2 separate regions of the Homo sapiens genome follow, and region 2 is linked to region 1. Evidence: chromatin loops called from intact Hi-C (ENCODE). Cell type or tissue: natural killer cell. All regions are shown on one strand. Each heading gives the region's core, and the rest is flanking DNA. Links, peaks and the distances in the headings are about the cores only.

What was found. Peaks named below come from ENCODE experiments on the same cell type or tissue, not always from the same donor. Only the 100,000 strongest peaks of a DNase experiment are listed, where the experiment ranks them.
Region 2: it touches region 1 in a loop (20-fold over the local background); 24 of 110 quality-filtered maps call a loop at or near these places.

What each region holds. Positions count from the first base shown.
Region 1 is chr2:147,984,766-147,993,111 of GRCh38, forward strand. All of the region lies in intron 1 of ORC4 (origin recognition complex subunit 4), which reads right to left. It overlaps LOC105373674 (a long non-coding RNA gene), which reads left to right. Exons shown (of 5, transcript XR_007087258.1): 3 at 3,418-3,543; 4 at 5,276-5,406; 5 at 8,212-8,346. Among named protein-coding and RNA genes, the nearest start is that of ORC4, 32 kb to the right of the region's middle. In natural killer cell, for the core only: CTCF peaks have their summits at 5,236 (motif pointing right) and 5,439; a DNase peak (open chromatin) is centred at 5,236.
Region 2 is chr2:148,197,897-148,206,242 of GRCh38, forward strand. The region is part of intron 2 of MBD5 (methyl-CpG binding domain protein 5); the gene reads left to right. Among named protein-coding and RNA genes, the nearest start is that of MBD5, 180 kb to the left of the region's middle. In natural killer cell, for the core only: no CTCF peak of the experiment used is centred there; a DNase peak (open chromatin) is centred at 3,665.

The DNA of each region.
Region 1 (8,346 bases), core at 303-8,302:
CAATCTATACCTTTACAAAGGAAGGGATGAATTCTGAAATATATTCACTGACCACTACTTACTGTATCTGTATTTGAAATTTTATAGTTACATGCTAACTAAAGCAGGATGACTAAATAATCTCAAGACTCAATCACATGTATATTCATACTCCCATTTTTCAACTGAGGTGGCTTATTTATTGTAATTCTCCATTCCTATGCTTTCCAAGGGTTGCTTGTTGATAAATTCTAAAAATTATGAAGTACATCCTTTACTGCTCTTGAGGTTTCATGAGTACTTATAACTCTTCTTTCTCATGATGCCTTCCTCAGATCCAAACCCTCACTCAGAGCCTCTTTGTCTACCACACTGATTCTGCATAATGTATTTTAGACTAACTCTGTTTGGCCAACAATAATGATAACTATTCAGTAAACTCTCTGTTTTTTTTGTTTTTTTGTTTTTTTGAGACAGAGTCTCGCTCTGTTGCCCAGGCTGGAGTGCAGTGGCGCTATCTCGGCTCACTGCAAGCTCCACCTCCCGGGTTCACACCATTCTCCTCCCTCAGCCTCCTGAGTAGCTGGGACTACAGGCGCCTGCCACCATGCCCGGCTAATTTTTTGTATTTTTAGTAGAGACGGGGTTTCACCATGTTAGCCAGGATAGTCTCGATTTCCTGACCTCGTGATCCGCCTGCCTCGGCCTCCCAAGGTGCTGGGATTACAGGCGTGAGCCACCGTGCCCAGCCTTAGTAAACTCTCTTAACATCTAAAGACAGAATTAGAAAATAGCTGACACTAACAACTTATTCCTACATATAGCTCAATAGCCATTCAGATGTCAAATGTTTTCCTACCTTAGAAATAGAACATAAAAGCCCTCCATTTAGTTTGCACAACTAACTTAAGCTCCTCATCTTAGGTTAGTTCTAATCACTGTTTTTTAGACTAACATAATCCTAAACTTTGTGGGAGAAGCAACCTGGATGAACTCCTGGTGACAGTCCTTCATGTCAAATTTGAAGTTTGGTCAATTTACCAAATACCTCTCTGCTTGCTGACTAGCAATGGTATACAATGACCTGCCCAAGATGACATAGCTTACTTAACAGCAGCAGTAGCTGTTAGGTCTATTGACTCCCAATCAGAGGTTGGTTAGTCTCAACTGGCATGAAAAAAAACCCTGCAAACATCAGAAAGTTCATCAAAATCATCACTGGGCTTTTCTTTAGGAGACAAAACATAGCAGAGGAATACATTCTGAAAGAACACGGTTATTATAACAGATGTTCAATACCAACAATTCACTTCTCTTTGAATGTCTATGTGTACAATTTGTATTTTTTTCTGTACACATCTTTATTTTTAAGATCATAAACTTTCTTCCCATCGCTAAAAAGGAATACATGTTTCGTACAGAAACTCTGGAATTTTAATTAGGAATTGTGCAGATAAAATGGTAAAAAATGGAATCAGAGAATCTTTCTCCTCTAATAAAACAAAACAAAAAACTGTTAAACAGAAATACTTTAGCAGTAACTAAACAAAGAGACAAGTTAATAATAAACAAGCCTAGAAAATTCTACAGGAGTTCTCCATAGTTCCTAACTTTAACCTCACTCTTAAAAGCTATACTTGCATCAATAAAATCTCCTAAACTCTCATCAATGTATCAAATATGAAAAGAAGAAAACTGATAAAAACTGTAATTCAATTATTAAATTTCAAGCCTAAAAAAAAGAATTCACTGGGACTCAGCCTGAAAAACACCTACAAGGGAGAAAAAAATGCTAAAATATGGTGTCATAATATCTACAAAGTTCTGAGAGAGAGACCAAGACTCATACCTAGCAAAGATGTCACTCACATATAAAGGTAACAGGTATAGCCTTATCAAATAAGAATGAACTTATTTAGTACACAGAGCCAATAAAGCCTTGTGTGGAGTGTGTGTGTTGCAGGAGGATATGGGGAACTCAATGACAAAATCCAGCCAACTAAAGCATAATTAAAAACACAATTTTATACAGACACACACACACATACACACACACACACACACACACACTAGTGACCTTTGAATCCACTAAAATAAAAAACTAAAACCAAAAAAAGGTAAATAATTATAGTAGCAGGTGGAAACATAAGTCGTTACACAGTGAAAATAATCATTCAACAAAAAAATGAAAAAAAAGTGGCATGAATGCATACGGTTGCTAATTTCATTCTTCAGAGTAGAAAGAAAATGTCTAAACTTAAAACATGAAGTGTAAAAAAGGAACTTAAAACTATTTTTTTTTTAGACCCAGGGTCTCACTGTATTGCACAAGCTGGATTTGAATTCCTGGGCTCAAGAGATCCTTCCGTCTCAGCCTCCTAAGTAGCTGGGTCAACACCTTGAGCAGCTTGAAACTTTTTTTAACCTAAGATTGAGATCTTTAAAAAAAAAAAAATCTCTTGGGTTTAATAAATATCTAAAGTCCAGCAATTCCTATAATTTTTATTAGGTTAAAAATGTGGCCTGCCTACACACACACATACTTTTTCAACCAAAATGGGCTCTATTTCATAATATTTGTCATTTAAAAGAACAAGAACTTTCCATATATAGATATATATATGTGTGTGTGTGTGTGTATATATATACACACACACACACACACACAAAAAGTAACATATTTTAAATTATTTTTTCTACAGCTACCATAAGGTAAAAAACAAAAATAAGAATTAGTGGATCAAATTGTTTAAGAAAAAGAACCATGTACCTCAGCTGGATAATCAAAAGTACTCTAGTATTATGAGCATCTTACTAGTAATTACGACGCCAGGAGCTGTAACACTGTGTACCCAAAAAAAAGCATTTAAGGAGAAAACAGGTGTGAACATGTCCGATTTATTTAGTTTCAAAGTTGTCCAAGCACAGGTCAAAGAGGTAACAACAAACAATTTTTCCTATCTTTCATATAAATGGTCAGTAAGGTGGCTGGTGCAAAATAACCCTCTGGAATAAGAAAGTATTGTAGGCTGGGCACAGTGGCTCCCACCTGTAATCCCAGCACTTTGGGAGGCCGAGGCGGGCAGATCATGAGGTGAGGAGATCGAGACCATCCTGGCTAACATGATGAAACCCCATCTCTACTAAAAATACAAAAAATTAGCCAGGTGTGGTGGCCGGCGCCTATAGTCCCAGCTACTTGGGAGGCTTAGGCAGGAGAATGGTGTGAACCCGGGAGGCGGAGCTTGCAGTGAGCCAAGATAGAGCCACTGCACTCCAGCCTGGGCAACAGAGCGAGACTCTGTCTCAAAAAAAAAAAAAAAAGAAAGTATTGTAATATGTTTACCTATAAATATCTATCCAAAAAATAAGAGCTAAATTAAACTTAACTAATATTTAATATATACATTGACAAATTTTACTTGGTCTCTGTATCAGCAGGTCAAGTCATGTTACTCAACCCAGACGCCCTAAGGAAAGGGAAGAGTTCAAGATCAATAACAAGAAGGGGTTCCGAGTGGCACCATCACATATTCATTTACTGTCAGCTCATTAATACACAATGTAGGTATATGAATCCAGTTTGGAGACATTACTGAATCCAGCTGACTTACTGAATTTTTTTTTTTTTTTGAGACAGAATCTCGCTCTGTCGCCCTGGTGGGAGTGCAAGGTTGCAATCTTGGCTCACTGCAACCTCCGCCTCCTGGGTTCAAGCTATTCTCCTGCCTCAGGAGATAGGAGCTGGGATTACAGGCATGTGCCACCATGCCTGGCTAATTTTTGCATTTTTAGTAGAGATGGGGGTTTCACCATGTTGGCCAGGCTGGTCTCGAACTCCTGACCTCAAGTGATCCACCCACCTTGGCCTCAGTTGGGATTACAGGCCTGAATCACCACGCCCAGCCTCACTTGCTGAATTTAAAGATGTTATTATTTTTAAAATGTAAGTGAAATAATCTCAGCTGTTCCAACTGCAGCTTTTTCCTGGAATGAAAAATGGCTGCCTGTCAACAGCATGCTGCTTAGTAAATAAAAAACAAAAAGCAAAAAAAAAAAAAAGATTTACTTCATCTGGAATTTTAAAATAAAAGTAGGAAAGAAACTGCTTTTTAGAAGAAATTTGTGTTATAGGGCATTTTGAAAATGTTTCCAACACTGATTTTATAGCCAAAAATTAGGTGTTACCTATAAAAATTCTCATATCTATACACTTAAAACATTTATAAACATAACTTTTTATTCTATTCACAAATATTTCTGTAAATAATGTAAGTTTTATATGTGTTGACCTAAAAGGAAAGAAGTTGAGGCAAAATTAATAACATACATAGAGAGTTCATTTGAGCCAAGCTTGAGGGTTGCAACCAAGGAGCATAAATTCAAGTTGCCCTGAATATGCTCATTAGCAGCAGTAACAAGTAGATTTTTAAAGAGAAAAAGAAAAATAAAAAGGCACGCTCTGAGTTGTTCACCAAGAATCTACATTAAAATAACAAACTATCCATTGGCTACAGAGTGGCAGGGGGTAGGGAGTTGGGGTGGAGTATGGGGGCATAACTGAAGTCCCATACTACTCACATCTCTCTGGGCCTGCATACCTCAGAGCTCAGACTGTTCTGAGCATTTTTTGTTTTCTCATACCCATTTGTTAAAAATATAAAAACATACCACTTTTCGGCTGGGCGCAGTGGCTCACACCTGTTATACCAGCACTTTGGGAGACTGAGGTGGGCAGATCACTTGAGGTCAGGAGTTTGAGACGAGCCTGGCCAACATGGTGAAACTCCATCTCTACTAAAAATACAAAAATTAGCCAGGTGTGGTGGCACGTGCCTGTAATCCCAGCTACTCAGGAGACTTGAGGCAGGAGAACTGCTTGAACCCAGGAGGCGGAGGTTGCAGTGAGCCAAGATCGCCAACACTGCACTCCCACCAGGGCAATAGGGCGAGACTCATCTCAAAAACAACAACAATAGGAACAACAACAACAAGAAACAAAAACCATGCACCACTTTCCAAGAACACTAATTTATATCAAGTTTTTCTTAGTTTGGAATAAGAACTAACACATCAAGAGAAGATGAAATTGGCTAACAACTCCTACAAAAACCTTGGTAAAATTAGTGGATGAGACTAGAAAATATAATTCAAAAATACACAAATGATCATGTATTATTTTCTCTAATACCCTTACTTTGAGGCAAAACCTTACAGCTCCAGCAGATGGGGGCATTACTTTGTGAAAAGAACTCTTAGTAAATTAAAAAGATGTTTAATACTGCTTTCTTTCCAGATGGTGGCAGAAGAAAACACCGAAAACAATACCACTACCCCACTCCCTTTATTAGAAAAAAGTTAAAATACAAATTCTATTACTGTTTACCTAGGACCTAACTTCACACGGCTGACATTTCTCAAAGATAGGTAAGTATGGACAAAATTTCAGAACTTTGCCTCTCTTCAGTTCGATAAAATGTTCTTGATTTGCTAGCTAAACAGTCAAATAACGTAAAATGAAAGGTATTTTAGGAGAAATTTGAAGGTGGTTTCCATGTTTTGTTACTGTCCTTTGAGATGAAACTGAGGCAAGAAAAATACATTTAAGCTGTTTTTCAGTCCATCAGAATTAGTTTTCATTCTTTTTTCTCCCCCAGTTGGATTGTTTGTACAGAGGTAAAGATTAAAATAGAGTTAAAAGAATGGTTGAGTGTGGGGAGAAATAAGGGCCAATACTGATATATATTCCAAGTTAGAAAATAAGTAAACTCTGTTAGTTCTTCCTAAAGAGATCAGCTCAAAAATGCTATCTATATCAAGTTGGGGCACAGCCTCTGGTGAGATGTTTCCTTGAGTTCTCCAGAGCTGAAGAATAATTCCACACAAATCAACTTTTGGACCACAGGTGAATAAACCATGGTAATTACTGACAGTTTTGTAAAATCTTTTTTTCCTCCTCATTTGTTGCCAGTGAATATTAAAAGGACACAATTTACTTAAGGACACATTCAGATTAAATGATTCCAAGGTTTGATAACCTTTAGTTAAGTAATATGATGCCATGATATTTTCTCATTGATATTAAAATGAAGAAAAATATTTTATAATGTCTTGGTACTTAAACTGATTAAATAATTGAAAAGGCTTGCAATTCTCCAGAAAAGCCATGTTCTCTCTAACCTCTGAATTTCAGTAATCTTCACTAGTACATGGCAGTATGTCTGGAATCATATATACACAGACACACACAACCACACATACATATATATACACACATATGAATATAAACGTATATACATATATATCTTTTTTTTTTTTTTTTGAGCTGGACTTTCACTCTGTCGCCTGGCTGGAGTGCAGTGGCACCATCTCAGCTCACTGCAACCTCCACCTCCAGGGTTCAAGCGATTCTCCTGCCTCAGCCTCCTGAGTAGCTGGGATTACAGGCATGCGCCACCACGCTCGGCTAATTTTTGTATTTTTAGTAGAGATGGGGTTTCACCATATTGGCCAGGCTGGTCTCGAACTCCTGACCTGGTGATCCGCCCACCTCAGCCTCCCAAAGTGCTGCTGGGATTACAGGCGTGAGCCACTGCACCCCATACATATATATCTTTTAATAAGTGTACTTACTTTATAAAGTACCTATTAGAGCCTTGATATTCATGAATAAGCCAATAAAGTTGTTTTCAAGAACATGGGAGGTAAATAGTTATGAAATAAACAACCCCCAGAAGGATAATCAGAGAGTTAATACTATGATATGTTCAGTAAAGAAAGACATTTAGAAATTACTACAGTTGGCCGGGCATGGTGGCTCACACCTGTAATCCCAGCACTTTGGGAGGCTGAGGCGGGTGGATCACCTGAGTTCAGGAGTTTGAGACCAGACTAGACAACATGGTGAAACCCCGTCTCTACTAAAAATACAAAATTAGCCAGGTGTCGTGGTGCGTACCTGTAATCCCAGATACTCGGGAAGCTGAGACAGGAGAATCGCTTGAACCGGGGAGGCGGAGGCTGCAGTAAGCGGAGATTGCACCACTGCACTCCAACCAGGGCAAGACAGAGCAAGACTCCGTCTCACAAAATGAAAAAAAGACATTACTACAGTTGTTTTGATTATTAACCATGGAATACACCTTGTAAATGATACAAAGTATCAATTCTGCAGTAGTGTTGATGAATGAATAAAAAAGAAATACTAGTTGGAGGACTTCTTTAAAGTATACGTCTTAAAATGCATTTACTTCTGAATTATATAGGCTAACAAAAGAACTAACACAAATTTGCAACGTATTTAGAAATCCTTTAGAAGCTTTGGAAATGCATTATATGATCTTACTGGCACTGACATAACTACATCTTAAATATTATAGTGATCAACAGTAGTCTATGTTCTCTGAGCACATGGAAGTAGGCTACCTTCAGGATTTAAGCTTGTGAATCCAAGCTAATGTGTTTAATTGGATGGATAAATAGTATAAGGGCGACAGACACTTGAATCAACGAAAACTTTTTTTTGTTTTTGGTTTAAGAGATGGGGCTTCCCTCTGTCAACTAGGGCAGTGGCACGATAATAGCTCACTGAAGTCATGAACTCCTGGCCTCAAGCAATCCTCCTGACTCAGCCTCCTAAATAGCTGGGATTACAAGTGTGAGGTACTGCCCCTGACAAAAATATCATTTTTGTGAAGGATGGTTGCATTATATGGGACACAAGATTTAAGACTAGGGCACTAAAATTGGTGGGTGAGAAGGCACATGTAGACAAATTTTCCTTGAAAAGCCCCAAACTACACATAAATTACAGAACTGTACTTTCTTGCAATATCAATTACTTCAGGGTATATGTTCATTTGAGAAGAATAATGAATAGAATACTGTCCACTATTCAAATAAATTTTTCCTTTGCCACGTTTACAGACTTGAGTTTACTTAAATGTAAGTATGATACTGCTAGGGCTAAGGAAATGATACTCCAAAATAAAGTCCTCCAAAGCAGCTCTCTCTGACCATCTCCTAACTTCCTGTCTCTGGCCTCTCATTCTCCTGAGGCTAGCCACTGAAACTACCATCCCTCGTCCCCAAGGTAGTCCACAGAAACCAGAACTCCCTTTCCCCAAAGCCAGCCACAGAACCTAAATATATTACTCTAATGTTCCCTGCCCTCATCTTTCTGTGTAAAAACTAACTATAAAGACATATCTGACCTATTCTGTTTGATTGTAGGTCATAGGATCCCCATTCCAGAAAGGGTGCTGTTCCATACCCGGAAGGAAAGAATGCTGCACAGAGAGGCCAAGAAGAATCTATACAGACAGGCAGGCCTTGCTGGGTTTCCCCACTCAGTATATGGCTGTCCAG
Region 2 (8,346 bases), core at 298-8,297, 210 kb after region 1:
TCCACCTCCCGGGTTCAAGCGATTCTCCTGCCTCAGCCTCCAGAGTAAACTGAAATTACAGGGACCCACCACCATGCCCAGCTAATTGTTGTGTTTTTAGTAGAAATGAGGTTTCACCATGTTGGCCAGGCTGGTCTCAAACTCCTGACCTCAGGTGATCTCCCCGCCTCAGCCTCCCAAAGTGAAATTCTTAATGACTGGCTACACTAACTTATGAATGCCATAATCAATACAGATTTTTTCTCCAGAGTCTTGATAGCTATTAACATTTTCCTCTTTTTTTCACTAAAACATAAAATGGAAATATAATTGTTTTGATTTGAATTTAATGTCTATCAAGATTGCATCTTTTTTATTGCCTTCGTATGTGTCTGTAGATCCAACATGTTTATCACCACAACTACCTGAGTTCTAATGGTCCCAAGACAACTCTACCACCAAATTTCTACCTTTGTTTCTCAATGTCTCTGTGCATTGGCTTCCTCTGTAAATGGGAATACAAAAATTACCTGTTTCAGGTTGTTACAAGGAGTAAAGGAAATAATGTACATAAAGCATTTGGTGAGGTTTTATATATTATGATATCATAATATATAAAGAACAATAAATAAGTCTAGGTTTTCTCCTATAGATGAGTTACAGTGATTTTTACATGTTTTCATAGTAAGTTCATCATATATATTAGATATAAGCACTTTGTTTTATTTTTTATTGTCATTTTTCTTATCTTTTGATTTCATTCTATGAAAGTTATAAATATTTATAATGAAATGGCAAGGAAAAAAGCTTATAAATGTTCATATGATAACTTCTGCTTCTTAATGGTTAAAAGTACATTCCATCTACCTATGAAATTAAAATATTCTTCTATAAATTATTCCATCAAGAAAGCATCGTGCTATGAGCTATATTAAACACAGGGATCATAAGAGGACATGATGACTTTCCTAGAGTAGCTTCTAATCTGGTCTAAGAGGAGGATTGTATTGTTCAGGGTTCTCCAGAGAAACAGTAGGGGGGAATATATATATGTATGTATGTGTATATGTATGTATGTGTATATGTATATATCTGTGTATATTATATATATATGAATATATCATATATGTATTTATGCATGTATATGTACATTTATAGAAATTTATTTCAAGATATTGGCTTAAGCAACTAAGGGACTGGCAAGTATTAAATTTGTAAGGAAGGCCACAGGCTGAAAACTCTCGGGCAGGAGCTGATCCTGCAGTCTTGAAGCAAAATTTCTTCTTCAAGTATATCTCAGCTTTGCTCTTAAGGCCTTTCAACTGAGTAGATGAGGCTCATTCAGATTGTGGAAGATAATCTCCTTTACCTAAAGTCAGCTGATTGTAGGTATTAACCCCAGTATTGTTTAACTGAATAACCGGGTACTCTAGCCTATCCAATTGGGGCAGAAAACTAACCATCACAAAGGCAAATAATATGGCAGACTTTTAACAGTAATTTTCATATTAATACATTTCAGCACTTCAATACTAAGTCATTCTTTAAATTGTGGCCTTTAATAAATAAACAAATAAAATGAATAAACTAATATGTTGAAAGGGAAAAGATGGCCAGGCACGGTGGCTCATGTCTATAATCTAACCACTTTGGGAGGCCGAGGTGGATGGATCACTTGAGGCCAGAGTTTGAGACCAGCCTGGGCATGATGGTGAAACCTCATCTCTACAAAAAATAGCTTGGCATTGTGGCTTATACCTGTGGTCCCAAGTTACCCTAGTGGCTGAGGTGGGAGGATCACTTAAGCCCAGGAAGTTGAGGCTGCAGTGAGCCAAGATTGCGCCACTGTACTCCAGCCTGGGTGACAGAGTAAGACCCTGTCTCAAAAAAAAAAAGAAAAGATTTGTTTTCAATATAAATGTCATGGATTTCTTTATTATCCCAGCTCTCTATAACATATATCCTATGAGTGTCTCTCTACAAAAAGAAACTATCATATGCGGTATACAAAGTATGACTAAGAAATAAAGTGATTTGATTTTTAAACTACTACATCATGCCATCCAAATGAATGTTAAGTCTTCCAAAATAATCATCTTAGGAAGCTGTACATTTATCTTATGATAGAAAAATTCCTTAATCGTTTGCATATCCTCTTTTAAAATTACCTCCTCAATCTGAAGTGCATTATTTTGACTATATTGATAGTTTCCTCACCTTCTTTAAACTTTTGCTCAAATGTTACTTCCTCAGTAAGAATTACTCTGACCATTCTATTTTAAATTGCAGTCCCCCCCTTACCTTGCTTTCTTTTTCCCCCCTAAGATTTAAATTTTCTAATGCATATGTAATCTACATATTTATTGTCTGCCCACACTAGAAACTACGCAACACCGAGGCAGGGTTTTTGCAATCTAATAGAGGTACTTTCTCAAAGAGTTTGTAGATATACAATCCAGTTTTTATAAAAATGTAGCACTTAAAAGCAAGTCTAATTCAGACTTAAGTTGTTTTTGAACAGAAATGTGATCTGGGGCTGGGCGCGGTGGCTCATGCCTGTAATCCCAGCACTTTGGGAGCCCCAGGCAGGCAGATCATGAGGTCAGGAGATTGAGACCACCCTGGCTAACACAGTGAAACTCCATCTCTGCTAAAACTACAAAAAAAATTAGCTGGGCATGGTGGCGGGCGCCTGTGGTCCCAGCTACTCGGGAGGCTGAGACGGGAGAATGGCGTGAGCCTAGGAGGCAGAGCTTGCAGTGAGCCGATATCACGCCACTTCGCTCCAGCCTGGGTGACAGAGCGAGACTCTATCTCAAAAAAAAAAAAAAAAAGAAATGTAATCTGGTTTCAACACAGAAAAAAAAAGACATTATACGTATACTGATGACTTTTAAAAATACTTCGCACATCATTAAGGAACACTTTAAATGTAAGAACTTCTAAAGAAGTTCTTCTGATCTAAATAGTTGGCCTTTGTATACTTTATTTTAACCTATTAAGGCACTTTTTTAAAAAGCTGCTTTAAAACTTTTTTTAAAATTCATCATTGGAAACATGATCCATTTATTTATTTGTTAATTCATTCATTTAAAAATAAAGCAAAGTTGTGTACCAACCATCTGCCAGGGATTATTCTAGAGATGCAGTATTTTTCTTGATTACTTTGCCAACCGGAGACCTCTGGCCAATGATGCCCCTCCCCAGGCCTTGCTCAGGCCTGGGCTTGCCACAGGAGATGCCCTGTTTACTTGACACACCAGGCCATGCCTGGCTTGCCCCCCAGCATGGATCCCACGGCTCCTGCAACTGCGTGCTCAGTCCCTGGCAGGAGGAGATGTGTGTGCCAGTGAATGCAGGGTCTGGCTGGCCATTCCAAGCACTGGCACAAGAGTGGGCTCCACATGGGGCTTGTTCCTGGACCAGGTGTGTTGCAAGTGACTCCCACAGTGGGCTCTGGTCTCCGGACGAGGGAAACACAGGGACACCCAAGCAGGGGTACCCACGACCCTGAAGCCCCAGAGGGGGATGTTACAGCATGCTAATGACCTCTTTTAGTCCCATTGTCTGCAGCCCGACAGACAGAGGCGCCTTAACAACTCTGTCAGCCCGGTTGCCCTGCTCTAGCCTGCACCTCCAGGGCTGCCTTGGCCTTGCTGCTGCTTCTTGTCATATGGGATGGCTGCCCTCTGCTGGCAGAGGGCCACAGTGTTACAGCCTTCTGTGTACCCGCGTTCAGTCGGTCCGAAGTTCTTGTCCTGCATCCAAGAAGAATGAGGTTATGCTGACAATCAAAGGGTGAGAAGGGTGGAGAAAAATTTTATTAAGTGACGAAACAGCTCTCAGTGGAGAGGGGATGCAAGAGTGGTCCCCCACCTGAAGTTGGGTGGTTTCTCTCTCAGTGTGGCTGGATCTGAGGCTTTTATGGGCTCAGACTGGGGGAGTGTGTGCTGATTGGTTTGTGAGTATGCAAAAAAGGCTAAAACAAAGGCTCAAGGGGCACAACAGTGTAGAAAACAAATTAGGAAAGGGTAGGTACATGTAAAATAAGTGAAGGGTAGGGATGAATCGGAGGAAAGCATGCCAAACAGGAAGAGAAGTTCTCAGTCCGGTCCTTGGATTTACCTGAGATTTGTAGCTAGGCTTTAAACTGTCATTGGCTTGAAGGTTGGGTTTCACTGGCCCTGCCTCTATCTGCCTAGGCATTTGACTGCCTCCTGCCACTATCACTAGGAGCTGGCATAAACAGTGAAGGAGATGGAGTCCTTGCCTGCATGGAGCTTACTACCTTATTAGGGAAGACAAACAATAAACAAGTAAATAATTACATAATATAATTTCAAAATATGATATGTTCTAAAGAGAAAAATAAAGCATGGTAAATAGATAGAAGGTAATTGGGTTTGGAATTGGAAGTCCTATTTTGATAAAGTGGTCAGGGAGGCCTTCCCTGAGGTAGTGATATTCAAGCAGAAACTTCCAAGTTGATGGAAGTGGTGAGCAATGTCTAGAAGAGTGACCTAGGCAGCAGAATGGAACAGCAAATGTAAAGACTGTTGATTCAGCAAAAACAATTGTACTTGAGGCTCAACAAGAAATCTAGTCTGCTGGTATGGAGAAAGTGGGAGAAAGAGTGGTTTGAAATGAGGTTGAAGGGATTACAAGGCCAGAAATGTAAGGGGCTTATAGATCATATTAAAGAATTAAAAATTTAGGTTTAATTTTAATCACAAAGAGAAACTATTAGTGAGTTTTGCACTTGGGATTGATGTGATTTGAGAAATTTAAAACATCTTTGGAACATATATTGGATTTTTTTAGAGGTAACTTCAATGGTAAATAACTTTTTTGTTTAAAAAGCAGTTCTTTAGGCCAGGTGTGGTGGTTCATGCCAGTAATCTCACCACTTTGGTAGGCTGAGGTGGGAGGATCACTTGAGGTCAGGAGTTCGAGACCAACCTGGCCAACATAGTGAGAACCCATCTCTTAAATAAATAAATAATAAAAAGCAACTCTTTAAAAGCTGTAAAATAGACTGGCCAACATAGTGAAACCAGTCTCTACTAGAAATACAAAAAAATTAGCCAGATGTGGTGGCAGGCACCTGTAATACCAGGTACTCAGGAGGCTGAAGCAGGAGAATCGCTTGAACTTGGGAGGTGGAGGTTGCACTGAGCCAAGATCGCGCCATTGCACTCTAGCCCAGGCAACATCACGAGACTCCATCTCAAAAAAAAAAAAAAAAAGCTGTAAACTAATGAATTTTTAATTTTTTACCATAACAATTTTTAATGATTAGGAAAGTTCACAAATGAAATTAAAAGGCACTAATGAAATTAAAAGGAAACCTGGGAACTAATATTTGGTACATGCAACAAAGAAGATGCTGATTTTCTTAACATGCAAAGAGTTGTAACAATTAAATGTGGGAAAGATGGCCTATTTGCATAAAAGACCTGAAAATGCAGTTTATCAGAGAAGAAATGCAAATGGCTAATAAACCTGTAAAAATAATTTTCCACCCATTCCCTTGCACTCTGATGACATTTTTCTAGTGCTCGCTTGATGTCTGTGTGTTTTGCTATTCTTTTTATTCTTTTCCTGAATTATCTTTGTTATTACTACTGTTCTTCTTCTGTTGCTCATGACAGAATATAATGGTTTTACCTAGCTACCTATTTTCAAGAGGTGCGTGTGCATTAGGAAGGAGGGTCAAGGAAAGGGTGGGTTCACATTATTGTTGCAATTTTGCAAGTCTTCACAAGAAGGTAATCTCCGCTGCAACAGAAACAAAATACTTCCTATGAGGATGGCTTGTCTGTGGATCCTTTATGTAGCCCTGTCTTTTATGCTTCTCTAAAGCTGAGTCTAGCAAGATTCTGCTGACAACTCATCTCACCTTTGTTCCCATACTTGTGATTATAAGCAATACCTGTAGCAACATAAGGTATGTTATGTGTACGATCAGAGAATAGATTGTGGACATCATTTTCTTGGATCTACACTGCAGAGCCCTTTACCATGGATAAATTTCTCCAAGACTGCTTCTGTTCATGTATTTTCATGTGGCTCCTTCTAATTTTGCATCCCCTTTTGCCTATTTTAGAGTATAAGGGTCAAACCTGAACTCTAATTTTGCTGAAAATATAATGCTTAACTTTCTTCAGGAAGAAAGAAAAGGAGAGAGGGAAAGAATGGGAGAAAAGAGAAGAGAAAAAATGAATAAAGCAATCACCTTTGTTGGAAAAACCTACAATCCAGAAAGCAAGGACTCTGGAAAAGACATCATGAAACAATAGTAGAAGATGAATTATGAGCTGGCCAAACTTAGGAAAAAAGGATTTATTTCAAATATGAAATTGGAAGGAGCACAAGAAAGGCTAGACATCATGGAAAGCACCTTAAGGAATATTGTGGATTAAAATGTGAAGAATGAATAAAATAAACCAAAGAAAAAAAAGATTAGAAATAAAATTTTGTGAATGTATATAGATAGACTGAGACAGAGAAAGACACAAAAGAAAACCAAAAGAGTAGAAAAGAATGAATTATTTAAAGATAAGACTCAATAATAATTTAAAATATAATTTTGATCTACATATTGAAAGAGCATACCATGGACCAGGGAAAGTTGACCTAGAACTGTCAATACTGAGACATGTCCTCATAAAATTTCTGTACATTAAACATGAAGAAAGAATAGTCAGGTCAATAATAGAAGGGGAAAAAGTCAGACTTGTGTCTGTCTTATCCACATCAACATTTAGTACCAGTTGCCAGTGGAGTAACAGCTACAGGATCTTATAGAAAGGAAAGTGTTTAATATTTTAAATTTAGCCCAAATGTCTTCAAGTTTAAATACTAAAGACAGTTTTGAACTCAACAAATATAAAGACAGTTTTGAACTCAAGAAATACTTTTTGAAAACATTCTTAGAAAATGAGCTACTGCCAATCAGATATAAATAAACAGGAAAATTATCATAGAAGGTCTGTCAGCAAGCATTGAAAGGATTTAACTGTAAAAGAAAGACTAAAATGTGGGAATTAGAGCTAAAGAACAAAATGTAGACACTATATATAAATATAAATATAAAATGTTTACTAAAATTCCCTAAAAATAAAATATATTCCCTAAAAATATACCACTTCTACCTGTTTTCTCCACTTTTTTTCCCCAGTCTTTACAATTGTCTTATTATTTTTATTTTATTTTTTTTTGAGACAAGTCTCTCTCTGTTGCCCTGGCTAGAGTGCAGTGGCGTAATCTCGGCTCACTGTAACCTCCACTTCCCAGGTTCAAGCGATTCTCCTGCCTCTGCCTCCCAAGTAGCTGGGGATTACAGGCACCCCCCACCACACCTGGCTAATTTATTTTTATTTTTTTGTATTTTTAGTAGAGACGGGGTTTTACCATGTTGGCCATGCTGGTCTCAAACTCCTGACCTCAGGTGATCCGCCTACCTTGGCTTCCCAAATTGCTGGGATTACAGGCGTGGACTAATTTTCTCATCTTTAATACTTGGAAGTCAAAGAATATCAATTAAAGCTGACAAAAAATAAAAGTATCAGCATAATTTAACAATACAAGGAAAAATAGTGAAAAACATTAACTGAAATATGATGAATGAAAGAAAAAGGGCAGAGTAATAGAAAGCATGCAAATATTATAATTGCTTATAACAGTGAACTAATAGATTTTGAATACAGAAATAAGGACAGATATAAATTACATGTTTATTTGTAAAAACAAAGTTGCATAAAATTATAAACATAACCACTGGAACAAAGATACAGAGAAATTACCCATGGAGAAAAATAGGATAAACAGTACCAATGATATTTTTGTTTAAAAATATGTAGAAAATAGGCAGGCTGCAATGGCTCATGCCTGTAATCCCAGCACTGTTGGAGGCCAAGGCAGACGTATCCCTTGAGCCCAGGAGTTTGAGAACAGTCAGGGCAACATGGCAAAACCCTGCCTGTACAAAAATACAAAAATCAGCCAGTGATCCCAGCGACTTGGGAGGCTGAGGTGGGAGGATCACTTGAGCCCGGGAGTTCGAGACCACCCTGGGCAACATGGCGAAACCCCAGCTCTACAAAAAATACAAAAATTAGCTGGTGGACCCAGTGACTTGGGATGCTGAGGTTGGGAGGATTGATTGAGCCTGTGAAGTGGAGGTTGCAGCAAGCCGAGATCGCGTCACTGCACTCCAACTTGTGCAACAAGAGTGAGACCCTGTCTCAAAAAAAAAAAAAATAGAGAGACACACACACACTTGTATATGTAGACATATATATTATATACACACGCATATATATGTATACAGAGAGAAAACAAAATAACAGAATGAAGAACAATTCT